3 separate regions of the Mus musculus genome follow, and regions 1 and 2 are each linked to region 3. A link is a loop called in an ENCODE intact Hi-C map of the cell type or tissue named here. Cell type or tissue: heart. All regions are shown on one strand. Each heading gives the region's core, and the rest is flanking DNA. Links, peaks and the distances in the headings are about the cores only.

Region 1 (4,680 bases), core at 769-3,268, 320 kb after region 3:
ACACCAGAAGAGGGCATCAGATCTCATTATGGATGGTTGTGAGCCACCATGTGGTTGCTGGGATTTGAACTTAGGACCTTCGGAAGAGCAGTCCGTGCTCTTAACCACTGAGACATCTCTCCTGCCCCTTATTTGTTATTTGTTTCCCTTTCCCCCCATAGTGCAGTGGCTATAGTTTACAGCACTGTGGGGAGCAGTAGAGGCCAGAGGATGAGACCGTGGCATGTCACTTCTCCCTATTAGACAATGCCATGGGTTCTGTAGATGCACTGTAGCGAGCTAGGGACGTTCTCTCCAGTTCTATTTTTCTGACTGTTTAGTTATTTTTAGTTTTAGTTATATTGAAGTAAAGTCTTGCTACATAGACCAGGCTGTCCTGGAATTCACTGTGTATTCAAAAGAATTTTTGCAAATCTGCCGATAATGTCTATAGCATCTTGAAGACTTGTCTGTGACATGTAATTCGTTTTATATATTGCTGAATTTTATTTGCTATGAAATTTACATCTTTATGAGGGATATCACCTATTGCTTTCTTTTTAAACACTGTCACCTTATTTTATATTAGTATAATATTTACTTCACTAAGTAAGTCAGGAAATACTTGCTTCACTTTGTTCCAGGGAAGAGAATAGGTAGAGTAAGTTGATCTCTCTGAAGTATGCACCTTTATTATGTAGCCCAGGCTAACCATGAACTCTTGAGCCTCCAGAGTCCTGAGAGTGCAGGCCTTTTTATATACACAAATAGGAATCTTTTTGCTCCATTTCTTATGCATGCTTTTATCCCAATTACTTTTTCAGATATTGCGTTAATATCTTACAGCCTAATGTCTAAGTCTTAGGATTTTAGAGTCTTGTGTTGTTTTTTGAATTAGGTTGACTGTGTTTTGGTTAGGGTAATGCATATTGAGAATACTTCATAAAAGTCACAGCATATAAAAAATGCTGTCATATTATTTGAAAATAAATGGTAAATTGTTCTTCTTCCCTCCCTCCCTCCCTCCTTCCCTCCCTCCCTCCCTCCCTCCCTCCCTCCCTTCCTTCCCTCCCCTTTCTTCCTCCCCTCTGTCTCTCCCCTCTCACTCTCTTTTCCTTCTCCCCCCTCCCTTTCTTTTCTTTCTTTCATTATTCCCAAGCCTGTTTGCTGGAAGAATGTATGATGTCCTTGTGGTTTAGTTCTGTTATTTTTAGTGTTCCCTTGGTGGCTTCCAGACATAACATATAACAAATAAGAGAAAAAAATTCATCCTCCAAACATTCCATGGCCTGATCTGGATTTTAAAATAGTCCTAAGAGCAATAGGAAAAAGATTAAGAAAGAATAATGTAATGTGCTTATTATGGTGAGGTTCCAAGCCCAAAACTCAAGTATCAAAAAGGATGGAATTGAGATGGTAGAAGACTCTGGTTTGACTCCACCAGGTGGCCATTCAACCTGCCCCATGTTTTGCTGCAAGGGAAGGGAGACAGATAAGGGTAGATAGAGACCAGCTGCCATGGGCAGGTTACACAAGGGTGGCTGCTTCTATCCAGCCATTGCAAATCAAAGGTGGCAGGTGCAGCCAGCACCAGCCTTATCCAGTAGTAGCAGAGCCTATGTCACCCTTTGTGGACCTTGTTTTCTTTGTTATCAGAATATGTTTGGAGTCCAAGGGAAACCTACCTGGGGCTTTATTCCTGTGTTTGAGTCTTTCGCTTGGAGCCCGAGTATATAAATTTTCCAGCAGGCTGTCCTGTCTTCCCTACCGCTTGTCTCAGAGGAGAGGAAAAAGGACAGCGAGGGAGAGATGAACAGGAAAGGGGTAGTAACTTAGAGGAAATTACCATAGAAAACATACTTTTTCTCTTCAAAATGGACCATGAACCAATTGCACAATGGTGGGTAGGAAATGAGTGAATAGATTCAATGGCTGTAATTCCTTTGCTCTCAGTGGTGTGGAGGGTGAGAGTTCATAGCTCAGCAACTTCAGCTTGTGCGTTTGTGTTTGTACATATCTATCTACACGCAATGATAGTAACCGCCACTGGTAGTTCATCTGATCTTTGTGCTTGCTCCTTCTGGGCACAGTATGTCTTTCAGGTAGCTTCTAAACAAGTTATGCAAATGAGAAGAAAGAGCATGTGTGGGTTGAGAAGGTGGGTCCTCCACAGCCCTGCATTGCTTCAGGGTGAGCTCACAGGATCATGGCGATCATAGCAAGGAGGGAGTGGCATTGATGCTTACTAACTTACCTGGTGCTGGATCTGAGTCTGGGCTACGTCCTGAGACAGACCTGGGCACTTACAGAGAGCAAGGCAATATGTTTGTTTACCTCTAGGGGGAGCCAAAAATTAAAAAAAAAAATCCAGGTAGAGTATGCGGGAGGAGGGTGAGTTAGAGGGTAGAGGACAGGTATGTGTGGTACTGTTGTAAGTCAGGGTCAGTAAATCCTCTCCAAGGAATACACCCTGTGTGTAGCAGGGTTCTCTGGAAATACATGGGGGTCACAGCACAGGTAGAAGGATCAGTAAGAACTTTGCCTAGAATGAGGCTGGCTGGTCCAGTCATAGCTGGAGAGCTGTTCTGAGAAAAGGCCTTAATCTTCAAAGGCCTTTATGAAATGAACATTTATTCCAAAGGTGTTGAACTTGAATACACTTGCGTTTTGTTTATAAAAGCTAAATATTTGGTTCTAGGTCAGATGAGGAGGTTGCGTTGAGCCACAGTGTGAAATTCCTAATTCCTTGGAAATCCGCCTCTGACCTCTGTCGCAAGGCAGCAGAGAGGCAGGCTTACACAGCTGGTGGGTCTTGCTGGTGTACCGTGGTGTGGCGTAATCGTGCAGGGGAGCTGGGAATTTGAGAGGAGTCTGGATAAGGACAGTCTGCCATTGAAGGGCTACCTCCCTTCTACCATTTCTCTGTGGCCAGTGTGGCCAGGCAGCGTAAGCTGTGGCTTAGTGAAAAAAAAAAAAAGGCCCAGCATCATAGTAGTGCCTGCCTCAGCTTGTCTTGGGCATGCAAAGTAAGGGAGGAAGGAGTGGGAGGCATGGTCTGGCTTGCCTGGCCCCCAGGGTCTGAGCCTTCACTTAGTAAAGCCTGTGAACTTTTCCTTCTCTCTACAATCCCTGTGAGTGGGGCAGGCCAAGGCTGCTGCCTCCAGCTAGAGGCACAGAGGCCGGAGAGTTCCATTCTGAAGGACGAGGAGCGTCCGGCAGCGTGAGAAGCACTTTGACATCAGGAATGAAAAGATGAGGTTTCTGCTCATGCGAGGAATGCATGTGCCACCCCCCTGCAAGGGGACTCAGCTGAGTTTTAGTGGCTGGGTTGCGGTTGACATTTTTCCTCTTCAAATTTTTCTCTTGACATAATGTTGACTATGTAATTTTAAAAGAGGGAAAGAAGTCCCCATCTGTGGGAGTAAGCCACAACGTAATTGAATTACGAGACTATTTGGGAAAATAGCCTCTTACTGTATTAAAGTAGCAGCCAGCTTTGCTTACCAGGACCCACTGCAACATTGTCAGGGGAGTTGGAGACATGGGATAATCACTGTCCATTCTTTCAAGTAGTATGTGCTTGCTTGAAAGGAAGTACCTGGTGAAGTTTTGGGACTAACTTTTCACCGTTGTCCTGATGGCTTTCCAAATGTTCTTTTTAGCGTGGTTCAGCCTCATCCCTCCGGCAGCCTTATCATTGACAAGGACTCTGAAGTTTACAAGATGCTTCAGGAGAAGCAAGAATTAAACGAGCCCCCCAAACAGTCCACATCCTTCCTGGTTCTGCAGGAGATCCTGGAGTCAGATGGGAAAGGTAAGGGGCCCTGTGGAGAGAGTCTGTCTCTGCTGGAGCACGGATGAGCACCACACTAGAGAAAGGCTTGCTGTGAAAGGCTGGGTCTTCCTGTGCAGCCTAGAGCTTGCCATCTTCCCCAGAGCCTGAGGTTACATGAGCACACACTACCACTTCTGGCTTGGCATTGACTTTTTAAAAATGTGAATCATTTATTGAAAAGAGGAGAGGAGGGAGAAAGAGGGCTCAGGTACAGATCGCTTGTAGAACGCTTAGAGTAGAACTATGTAATATGCATAAAGCCCTGGGTTCCACTTCCAATGCTTGGGGTGAGGGCTAACTGGGCTGCAGGTGGGTGGGAGTGTTGGTAGTAGGGGAAGGGACAAGAGCGCCCCTCTGGATTATATTTTCTGGCTCAGTCTTAAAAATATTTACTTTTATTTTACACATATGGTTGCTTTACCTGTGTGTATATCTGTTTACTGTATGTACACCGTATCTGCAAAGACCAGAAGAGAGCTGTAGTTATGAGTGATTACTAGTCATTGTGTGGGTGCTGGGAACTGAACCCAAGTCCTCTGCAAGAGCAGCAACTACTTTTAACCACGGGACCATCTGGCCAGTCCTAGTTGCTCAGTCTTCTTCACAGGTTTGAATTTTTAAAAAGGGCTTTGTCTTATCTTTATTTATATATGTGTATGTGGGTGACTGGGGAGGCAAGGAGGGGTGTCAGATCCCCTGGAGCTGGAGTCACAGGCAGTTGTGGGTCATCATATTGGTGCTGGGGACTCAACTCAGTCCTCTGCAAGCGTAGCACTGAGCTATCTCTCCAGCCCCAATTTTCTATTGCTGTCGATTCATTATAAAAAGTGATGTTTTTTTGAGACAGAGTGTCTTTTTGTGTAGCC
Region 2 (4,680 bases), core at 769-3,268, 300 kb after region 3:
TTTGAAGATTGTTTTCAGATTAAAAATACATTATTCAGACTCCTTTAAAGGGTAGCTTGACTGTATTTTTCTCATCATTCTTTATTCATACAAATATCTTCCCGCCTCCCCTTTCCCCAGATTTTCCATTTCTGAGACTTCTGAGCTAGAGGGCAAATAGTGAGGGCAGAGTTCACAGATATTGTAAAGAGCTGCTCGCTCGTTCACATAAAGCCAACCAACACCCCAGCTTATCTGAGGTCAACATAGTTACATACCTAGTTTGTATTTCCTCATTATTGAGTTTCCTTGGAGACCAGTAAATACAAAACCCAAACAATGACATCATCCCTTCCAAAAGGCAAGCCCTAAATCCGCCTGCCTTCTGGAAAGACTAGAATCCGCATGGGGGTAGAAATATTTCTTTTATGTACAAACCAGATGCATTCTTGATAGATGCTTTATAAAGCAAGAATCAAGAATTAAAAAAGAAAAAAGAAAAAAACCACCGGAAGGAAAAACTCTACTATTCCCACAAAAGAAAACAAGGGTGGGGGGGGGGGTGGGGAGGGGAGGGGTGGGTTGAGGAGTTGGCTTTTGCTGCCAGGCCTGCCCTGAGGACCTGAGTTTGATCCCTGGGGCCTACGTGATGGAAGGTGAGAATGGATTCTCCTAAATTGTCCTCTGATCTATACTGTGGGCAGTAAGTACGTACATACATACATACATACATACATACATACATACATACATTGTAAGAATGTATGACATGGCTCCCATGGGCTTCTGATTGGAACTCTTTTTGTTTCTTCGGGAAGAGGAGATGGACCCTAGTGAGGCCCTGCCCTGTTCTGCCCTGTGCTTGGTGCACAGACGTGTCACACCATGTCCTTCTGAAGAAGCTTAGAGAAGTGGGCTCAGAGAGGCATAACATGTTCATGGCCAAAGTGTCAGGGAAAATTGGAGGCAAGGCTAAAGACTAAGCATCCTGCGCTGCTCCCAGAACGGCTGTGGACACAGAAGGGTGCATGCTGGGTGCTGTCCTGTGACTGCCCATGGTGGTGATGGGAGCTCCTGGCCTCTAATCTGTAAGTCAGCTGCTGCCTTTCACAGACAGGACTCAGTGGTTTTACGATTCCTTTGAATCAGTGCACATAAAATGACTTAATCATTCCTTATGACCATTCTTTTCTTTAAGATCCTCTTTTGAGATTGTTTGTAGCCAGGCTTGGTGGCAGAAACAGGTGGATCTCTGTGAATTTGAAGCCAGCCTGGTCTACATAGTGAGTTCCAGGACAGCCAGGGGTTCATAGAGAGACCCTGTCTCAAAACAAACAAACAAACAAACAAGAACACAAGCCTCTTTTTATTATTTTTTTATTATTTTATTATTTTTTATTATTTTGTTTTTTATTATTTTATTATTTGTGCAGACATGGACAAAGTCAACTAAACCTCACTGATTCTGACTCAAAAAAAGACATTTACCAGAGTAATAAAAAAGAAATCCTAAGCTGGGCGTGGTGGTGCACGGCTTTAATCCCAGCACGTGGGAGGCAGAGGTCAGCCTGGTCTACAAAGTGAGTTCTAGGACAGCCAGGGATATACAGAGAAACCCTGTCTCAAAAAAAAAAAAAAAAAAAAAAAGGAAAGAAGGAAAGAAAGAAAGAAAGAAAGAAATCCTAACCATAAAAATGTGTTTATCTGCCTTTTACTTTAAATTAGTTTCGTACTGAATTAAACAGTTCTCATTCATAATGCCTTCCAATTAAACACTTAAATTTCATTTTTTAAAAGAGCAGAAAAAGAATGATAGAAGAATCAGAATATTGATTTTTGATCATTTGGATGTTTAAGAAAGAAAGCAAGGTTTAGAAGAATTTTCTTGGGAACTCAGAAAACATGTTGAGCTTAGAAGGCTACACAGCTTGCGGCACTAGAAGTTGGAGTTGATTTTGAGCACTGGTGCTGGGAGAACCTTCTAACTGAGTCATCAGATAACCTGGGATCATTTTTTTTTAAAGTTCTTTTAAAAATTAAAAAAAAATTATATATTATTATATGTAAGTACACTGTAGACACCCTCAGACACACCAGAAGAGGGCATCAGAGGGTGTCAGATCTCATGATGATGGTTGTGAGCCACCATGTGGTTGCTGGGATTTGAACTCAGGACCTTCAGAAGAACAGTCAGTGCTCTTAACCGATGAATCATCTCACTAGCAAACCTATTTTTAAAATTAAAAAAAATTTTTTTAGATATTTTCTTTATTTACATTTTGAATCCCCTTTCCTAATTTCCCTTCTGAAAATCCCCTATCCCCTCCCCACTCTCCCTGCTCCCCAGCCCACCCACTCCTGTTCCTGGTCCTGGCATTCCCCTATACTGGGGCATAGAGCCTTCACAGGACCAAGGGCCTCTCTTCCCATTGATGACCGACTAGGCCATCCTCTGCTACATATATAGCTAGAGCCACAAGTTCCACTATGTGTTTTCTTTGGTTGGTGGTATAGTTCCAAGGAGCTCTGGGGGTGCTTGGTTAGTTCATATTGATGTTCTTCCTATGGGGATTAATATCTAATATATATAAAGAACTCAAGATGTTGGACTCCAGAAAATCAAATAACCCTATTAAAAAATGGGGCATAAAACTAAACAAAGAATTCTCAACTGAGGAATACCAAATGGCTGAGAAGCACCTGAAAAAATGTTCAGCATCCTTAATCATCAGGGAAATCCAAATCAAAACAACCCTGAGATTCCATCTCACACCAGTCAGAATGGCTAAGATCAAAAATTCAGGTGACAGCAGATGCTGGCGAGGATGTGGAGAAAGAGGAACCCTCCTCCATTGCTGGTGGGATTGCAAGCTGGTACAACCACTCTGGAAATCAGTTTGGCGGTTCCTCAGAAAACTAGACATAGTACTACCGGAGGATCCAGCAATACCTCTCCTGGGCATATACCCAGAAGATGTTCCAACTGGTAATATGGACACATGCTCCACAAAGTTTGGAGCAGAGCCTGAAGGAATGACCATCCAGAGACTGCCCCACTTGGTGATCTCTCCTATAAACAACCACCAAACCCAGACACTAGGCAGATGCCAACAAGAGCCTGCTGACAGGAGCCTGATATAGCTGTCTCCTGTGAGGCTCTACCAGTGCCTGGCAAATACAAAAGTGGATGCTCACAGTCATCTATTAGACAGAGCACAGGGTCCCTAATGAAGGAGCTAGAGGAAGTACCCAGGGCTCATTTTTTTTAAAAAAAGGAATGTTAGTTTAAAAACTATAACGAGGCTGTGTGACACACATCTTTCAACCCAGCAATCAGGAGGCAGGCAAATCTCTGAGTTGGGCCCAGCCTGGTCTAGAGAGTGAGTTTCAGAACAGCTAGGGCTACAGAGAGAATCCCTCTCTCAAAAAATAAAATAAAATAAAATAAAATAAAATAAAATAAAATAAAATAAAATAAATAAAAGGTGTTTTGGTTTTGGCATGTTTATACAGATGCCTAGAGAGGTTGTAGCTGTAATTGTTCACCAGATTTCTGGAGGTGGAGCAGGGAATAAGGACTCAGAAACTCAACCTCCTTCGCCCATAGGATCTGGTTTGGACCTGTCTTCCAGAATCTTCCATCTTGTGTTTTACCACAGGGAATGGTAGGCCTTCAGCGCCTCAGCTGCCTTTTCCAACTACTGAGACATGTAGTCAGCAGCTGCTCCTCTTCTTACCTTCTTTCCTTGCTGATCTAACCTACTCGTGTCTGGGGAGTTTATCTTTACCTTTTGACCTGGAGAGCTCCGTGGTAGTCTAGGCTACCTCTCTCTACTTTTTCCTAATCAGCTCTGACTTGGGTACTGGTAGCCCAAGGCATGACATGTTATCCTCCCTAGAGGTACCCAACATCAGCTCTGCTGGGTCTCAGGGGAGGGCCAGAGATGGAGCTGATTGAGAGAGTATGTGGGATTGCAGTCCTACATCTGTGGATTCTTTACCACGTATTGATCACAGTCTCCTTGCCTTTGTCTGAGCCCCTCTGCTCGAAGCAAGGTGAAGTTTAGATTTGAGCCAGGGCTGCTGTAGCTTAGCTGGAAGTCCTCCCTGTACTGTACAGGATAAGGGGTTTAGGATCCACAGCTCCTTGACGTCTCCTCTGCTCCCTGTCTTCAGGAAGTCCTGCACATAGGAAGTGCCCACAACCGAAGTGCCATGCCATTTACTGCCTCACCTGCTCCCAGCACCCGGGTCATCACAAACCAGTACAACAGCCCAACTGGCCTCTACTCATCCGAAAACATCTCTAACTTCAACAATGCTGTGGAGTCGAAGACCTCAGCCAGTGGGGAGGAGGCGAACAGCAGGCCGTAAGTAGAGCCCTGAGGTCTCCAGGTTCTGGGAAAGGGAGACTCTTTCCTTTAGTTTTTTCTAGCAAGGTGAACTACTAAGCCTGGGGGTGGGGGTGGGGGTGGGCATGGGAAACCTTTGACATTGAATTTCTTTACACATGAAAAGGGCTCTTTCCCTCCTCTTTGTAGAGGTTGTAGTAAAAATAAGGAAATGTGTTGCTGGTGCAGTGTCTCAAAGGTTGCAGTGCCTACTGTTGAGCTCACGAATCTATTCCTAGCACATTCATACATTGTATATGGGTTTGGTGGCTTGGCTGTCATTCCAGTAACTTCAGAGGTACAGACGGGA
Region 3 (4,680 bases), core at 1,454-3,953:
GCCATACTTTATGCTAGACATTGTTATAAGCTTCAAGACATGCCCAGATGTTAAAATGGGGTCCACAATTGAATTAAACTGATGAAGATGGATCTAAGACTGTCAGAATACACTTGGGTGAAGGCCAGGAAGAGAGGGGACACACGGCACTGCATTGCAGTTTGATCTGTAGTGACAGGACTCACCCACAAGTGAGGACCGTCAGCCGGCCCAGGGAAGATGGGTCAGAAGTTAGCAGAGAAGACATGCATCGCAGGCTCATGGATGAACAGGGGGCAGTGGGTGGGAAAGCCTCGGCTTTCTCCGTGAGTTTTGTTTTCTTTTGTCTCGTTTTTTTTTTTTTTAATAGGAGCTGAAGTTGGAATCAGCACATCTCGAATCCACGCCCGGGGACCAGTAGGACTTGAGGGATTGCTAACTACAAAGTGGTTGCTTCGAGGGCAAGACCACGTGGTCTCGGACTTCTCCGAGCATGGAAGCCTCAAGTATCTTCACGAGAATCTCCCTGTTCCCCAGAGAAATTTCAGCTGAGAGGTGCCAGGCAGTCGGGACCGTTGTGCGCCGTCTGGCACATGGAGGCTACTCCAGGATCTCCAGAGAGAACCTGATCTCGTCCCTCACTTCTTGGAAGGGTCTGTCTTCTGGACAGTTCACCTATGCTTCTGGCTCTCCTCAGCGTTTCCAACCTTAGCTAATGTTCACACTCCATTTTGGCCTTCTTGGGTGTGTCTGTCTCCGTAACTGGGGTTGAATCTAGGGCCTTGCACATGGTAGGCAAATGCTCCACTGCCAGGCTGTCTCCCTGGCCCTGCAGTCCAGTCCTAGGAAGAGAATCGCTGTTGGAGACAGAGAGGCTTGGCTTTTCCCAGTCTGTTCACATCAGAGGTAGACCCTAAGGGACGCATCTACCATCAGAGACAATGGAAAGTCCTGGCTGCCGGAACGCCTCAGTGAGGTAAAGTCTCTTGGCGTTTTGACTGGGACCAGCCCAGCCATTCTCAGCCTCTCGACATGTAATTTCATTTCTTTTACGAAAGCTCGTCTTAAGGAGGGCTAACTCCTTAAAACCTTTAACATTTTCATTGGAAACGGTGACTGAGACAGACTGACTGTATCCACTGGGGAGATGACCTTGGTGTGTCTGTGAAGTTATGGGCGCACATCCTAGACATCTGCAGTCTGTCTCCGGCCTGGGGACACATGGTACCTTCAAAGTAGTTGGAATCTGAGCATCACGCTGGAGGGATGAATTTCAGGATGTTCCTACAAGTGGGAGGAAGATCTACAATCATGCTTGACCTTTTTATACAAATTATTTTGACATCCTATTCTCGACCTCCAGGACAAAGACTAGAGATTATTTTAATACTTTAGATTCTCCCCCCCCCCCTTTTTGAGAAATAAAATTCTTATAAAAGCCCATGTGCACAGTTCGTTTTCTCCCTTATTTGTCCTTGCCGTCATCTCCACTCTCCCTCCCTGGTGACCCTTCCTGCCCTGCTCTCAGCATGTTCCTGGAAGTTGGCTTGGTGGGTGGGAACGGTCATGGGGGAGCAGTTTCAATGGAAATGGCGAAGGGAAACCTTCCAGGGAGGGACTCCGGTCTTGAGAGGAAAAGAAAACAGAACAGTGGGCACCAAGAGTTTGTAGTCTGCTTATATGATGATTTGGGGCTGTGCAAGACATGAACATATTTGTTTCTGTCACGTCCTCCCCAGCATCTGCTCCACCATGTCACCAGCCCACATCTTTGGTTCACTGTGGCTATAACTCAATTCACTCTCCTGACCTGCCAAGTGTCTCTAAACACTTCTAATCCCCTCAATCCCTTTCCTTTAGCCCCTATTCTTAGTCTTCACAACCCTGCAGTCTGCATTTCAAAGACTTTTTATTTCTTGGAGGCCTCCAAAAAGAAGCAAGTGTTCACTGACAGGCTGCTTCTGATCCTCAGCGTGGTTTTATAGGCATAAGAATTACTGTGTCGTGTGGATCATGTTCCCAGACTGGCTCCAGCTCTACCTCTCATCTAGACCCTTACATGGTCTGGCCTGGCAAGGCACCCAGCCTGCCTTGCCCGGTGAAGGGGGAATTCTGACATAGCTTGCCTGAAAAGGGAATAAGCAAGATCCAGCTGAAAAGACAACACAGATTCCACAGGCAGCTCCCACCAGACAACAGATACCCCAGGAGTCTGAAATAGCAGATCCCTTTGGGAGCTCACTGTGAACACAGGCTGCCATGTGGGCTCTGGGGAAGGTGGGTTCTGGGATTGACTGGTGGTATGGCTTACAGGCTGCAGGTTAATGCAACCAAGGTGCAGGGCAAGAATGAAACCAGCGAGTCTGGAGAGCAGTGACTGTTGATTTAGGGCAGAAGGCTATATATAGGTTTCAAGAAAGTATGCCCTAACAGTGGTGTTGGTATCTCCTAGAGCCTTGTTTTTACAGCATGGGACAGAGATAGGGTATGTTCTGGAAAGGGCAGGTTGAACAGCCAACAGGGCTCTTTGCCCCTATTCAGAAACCGTAGCCCTGTCAATTTCCACAGAGGTGAGGCCACCAGCACCCTCCCTTTCTCCACTCAAAGTGAAGAAACACCTACAGGGCACTAGGAGGCAATCAAAGACTTGAAAGTGGCTCTACGTGGGTGGCCCAGTGTTTACTGGGCTGTCCTGTGGAGAGGAACTTCTTACTCTGAAGCTACTCCTGTGGTCCTTGCCTCCCACCATCAGCTCCTAAACAATACATGCCACAGAACCAACCAACCCTGACTCTCCCGGTTCCCACAAGGGGGCCAAAGAAAGAGTCCCTGGCACATGAGTTCATGGTCTTATTCAAACGGTAGTTGTACTTGGTTGTAGATTTTCTGTGATTAACAGCCCAAGGCATCACTATGGGACATACCCCCATTCGGAGATTGCTTATTAGATAGTTGACCAGCACAGGATGGAAAGCGGTTTGGCTGCCCTTCTTCTCTTATTTTATGAATCTGTCTCTCCCTTGTCTTGTCAGTTGGTGTGATTCAAAGCGGGATACTGCTCCCGCATCATTCTGCAATCGATGCTCACGTGATTCAGGCCTCAGTAATCCAAGCACTGCTGGGCATGTGGTTTAAATTTGACCAAATAGCATGTTGGTAGAATATTTAGGCAGTTATTAGGAAAAGTAAGCTCTAGTCTCCTGGGGCCATAAAGTCTATTTCAAGGAGATTAAAGCTGATTGTATCCAGTCTGCTACTGTGTAGGAAGAGTTTGTGGAGGTCATCCAGCAGAGGAGAAGCCAGAGGCTGTGTAGTGAGCCCAGCTCCATCCAACCTGTGTCTGAAGGAGATGTAAGTACACTGTAGCTGTCATCAGACACCCCAGAAGAGAGCATCAGATCTCATTACAGATGTTTGTGAGCCACCATGTGATTGCTGGGAATTGAACTCAGGACCTTCGCAAGAGCAGTCAGTACTCTTAACTACTGAGCCCTCTCTCCATATCTAGTCCGCTCCTAGATTCAACTCAGCAATTCAGTTTTTTGGTTTAAACTAGTCTGAACTGGCTTTTTATTTTTCATATTGGAAGACTGGATGATATACCTGGGTTCAAGTCTCTGCTCTGCCACTAGGAAACTGCATGGCCTAAGCAAGAAATTTAGCCTGTTTGTTCTTGGGACTGTTGTTATGCCTGCTACATAGTTGGTAAGGTAGAGGCACTGCATTGTGAGGGAGAGGTGACCACGTTCTGTGCTGTCATTCCTCGTGAGCTTGATGCTGTTCCCAAACTCCAGAAGTGTCTTGCTACTGATGATGCTACATTCAAGAGCCAGATTTTCCTATCCTGTCTGCAGCTGCTCCCCCAGAAGACCACACTGGTCCACTCTGTAAACACTGAGGTACAGAGCACAGAGTCTGAATAGACATTTAAGCACCGGGGCAGTGTGGGGAGCTATCACTGAGAAGGGCATGAAGCAACAGAGATCTTAGTTTGAATCTGAGAGAAAGGGAGAGGAATATTGCCTGTTGCCTGTTGCCTGAAAGAGAGGAGGTGATCCTGGGAGGGCTGAAGGGGAGAGAGTGTGGCAACAAAGTGAGAAACAAGGTTTCCAGATACTACACATGATTGATACAGTGTGGTACTGAATAGAGGGGGGTGGGGGCTCAGCATCCAAGAGCTAGCCACGCAAGCCTAATCCCTATAACCACAGTGGAAGAGGAGGACTGATTCCTACCAGTTATCCTATAACTTTCTCACATGCATGTGCAAATGTCATCGCCTCAAATAATAACAAAAGTAAAACAAATGCAGAATTTACATCCCCGAGAAAACACAAAGTTTCGGTATAGTTTTAGTCATCTGAAAATTTTAACTGTTAATCAACCCCCCCCATATATATATATATATATATATATATATATATATATATAACTATGAGATGCTGTTTGTTGTCATTATTACTCTGATGCCCCTAAGTTTGTGTGCTGGATAATTTGCTGTTAATTTGACCCAAGCTAGAGCCATCAGAGAGTAGGGAGCCTCAATTGCGAAAATGCCTCCATAAGATTGGACTGCAGGCAACCCTGTTAAGAACCTTTTCTTAATTAGTGATTGATGGGGGAGGGCCCAGCCCACCATGTGTGGTGCCATCCTGGACTTGTGGTACTCAGGTCTGTAAGAAAGCAGGTTGAGCAAGCCAT

The links. Hi-C counts contacts between places; a loop is a spot of excess contacts. Peaks named below come from ENCODE experiments on the same cell type or tissue, not always from the same donor. Only the 100,000 strongest peaks of a DNase experiment are listed, where the experiment ranks them.
Region 1: a loop joins it to region 3, with 2.2 times the contacts of the local background. A loop is called at or near these places in 5 of 42 quality-filtered maps.
Region 2: a loop joins it to region 3, with 2.9 times the contacts of the local background. A loop is called at or near these places in 5 of 42 quality-filtered maps.

The regions. Positions count from the first base shown.
Region 1 is chr19:40,229,620-40,234,299 of GRCm38, reverse strand. It overlaps Pdlim1 (PDZ and LIM domain 1 (elfin)), which reads left to right. Exons shown (of 7, transcript NM_016861.4): 5 at 3,642-3,793. Among named protein-coding and RNA genes, the nearest start is that of Gm41845, 40 kb to the left of the region's middle. In heart, for the core only: a CTCF peak has its summit at 2,304 (motif pointing right); no DNase peak of the experiment used is centred there.
Region 2 is chr19:40,243,075-40,247,754 of GRCm38, reverse strand. It overlaps Pdlim1 (PDZ and LIM domain 1 (elfin)), which reads left to right. Exons shown (of 7, transcript NM_016861.4): 4 at 4,156-4,349. Among named protein-coding and RNA genes, the nearest start is that of Gm41845, 26 kb to the left of the region's middle. In heart, for the core only: a CTCF peak has its summit at 2,094 (motif pointing right); no DNase peak of the experiment used is centred there; H3K27ac peaks cover 498 bases.
Region 3 is chr19:40,546,999-40,551,678 of GRCm38, reverse strand. Aldh18a1 (aldehyde dehydrogenase 18 family, member A1) reads left to right here. Exons shown (of 19, transcript NM_019698.2): 19 at 350-1,422. The coding sequence ends at 531. Among named protein-coding and RNA genes, the nearest start is that of Sorbs1, 36 kb to the right of the region's middle. In heart, for the core only: a CTCF peak has its summit at 2,602; no DNase peak of the experiment used is centred there; H3K27ac peaks cover 1,102 bases.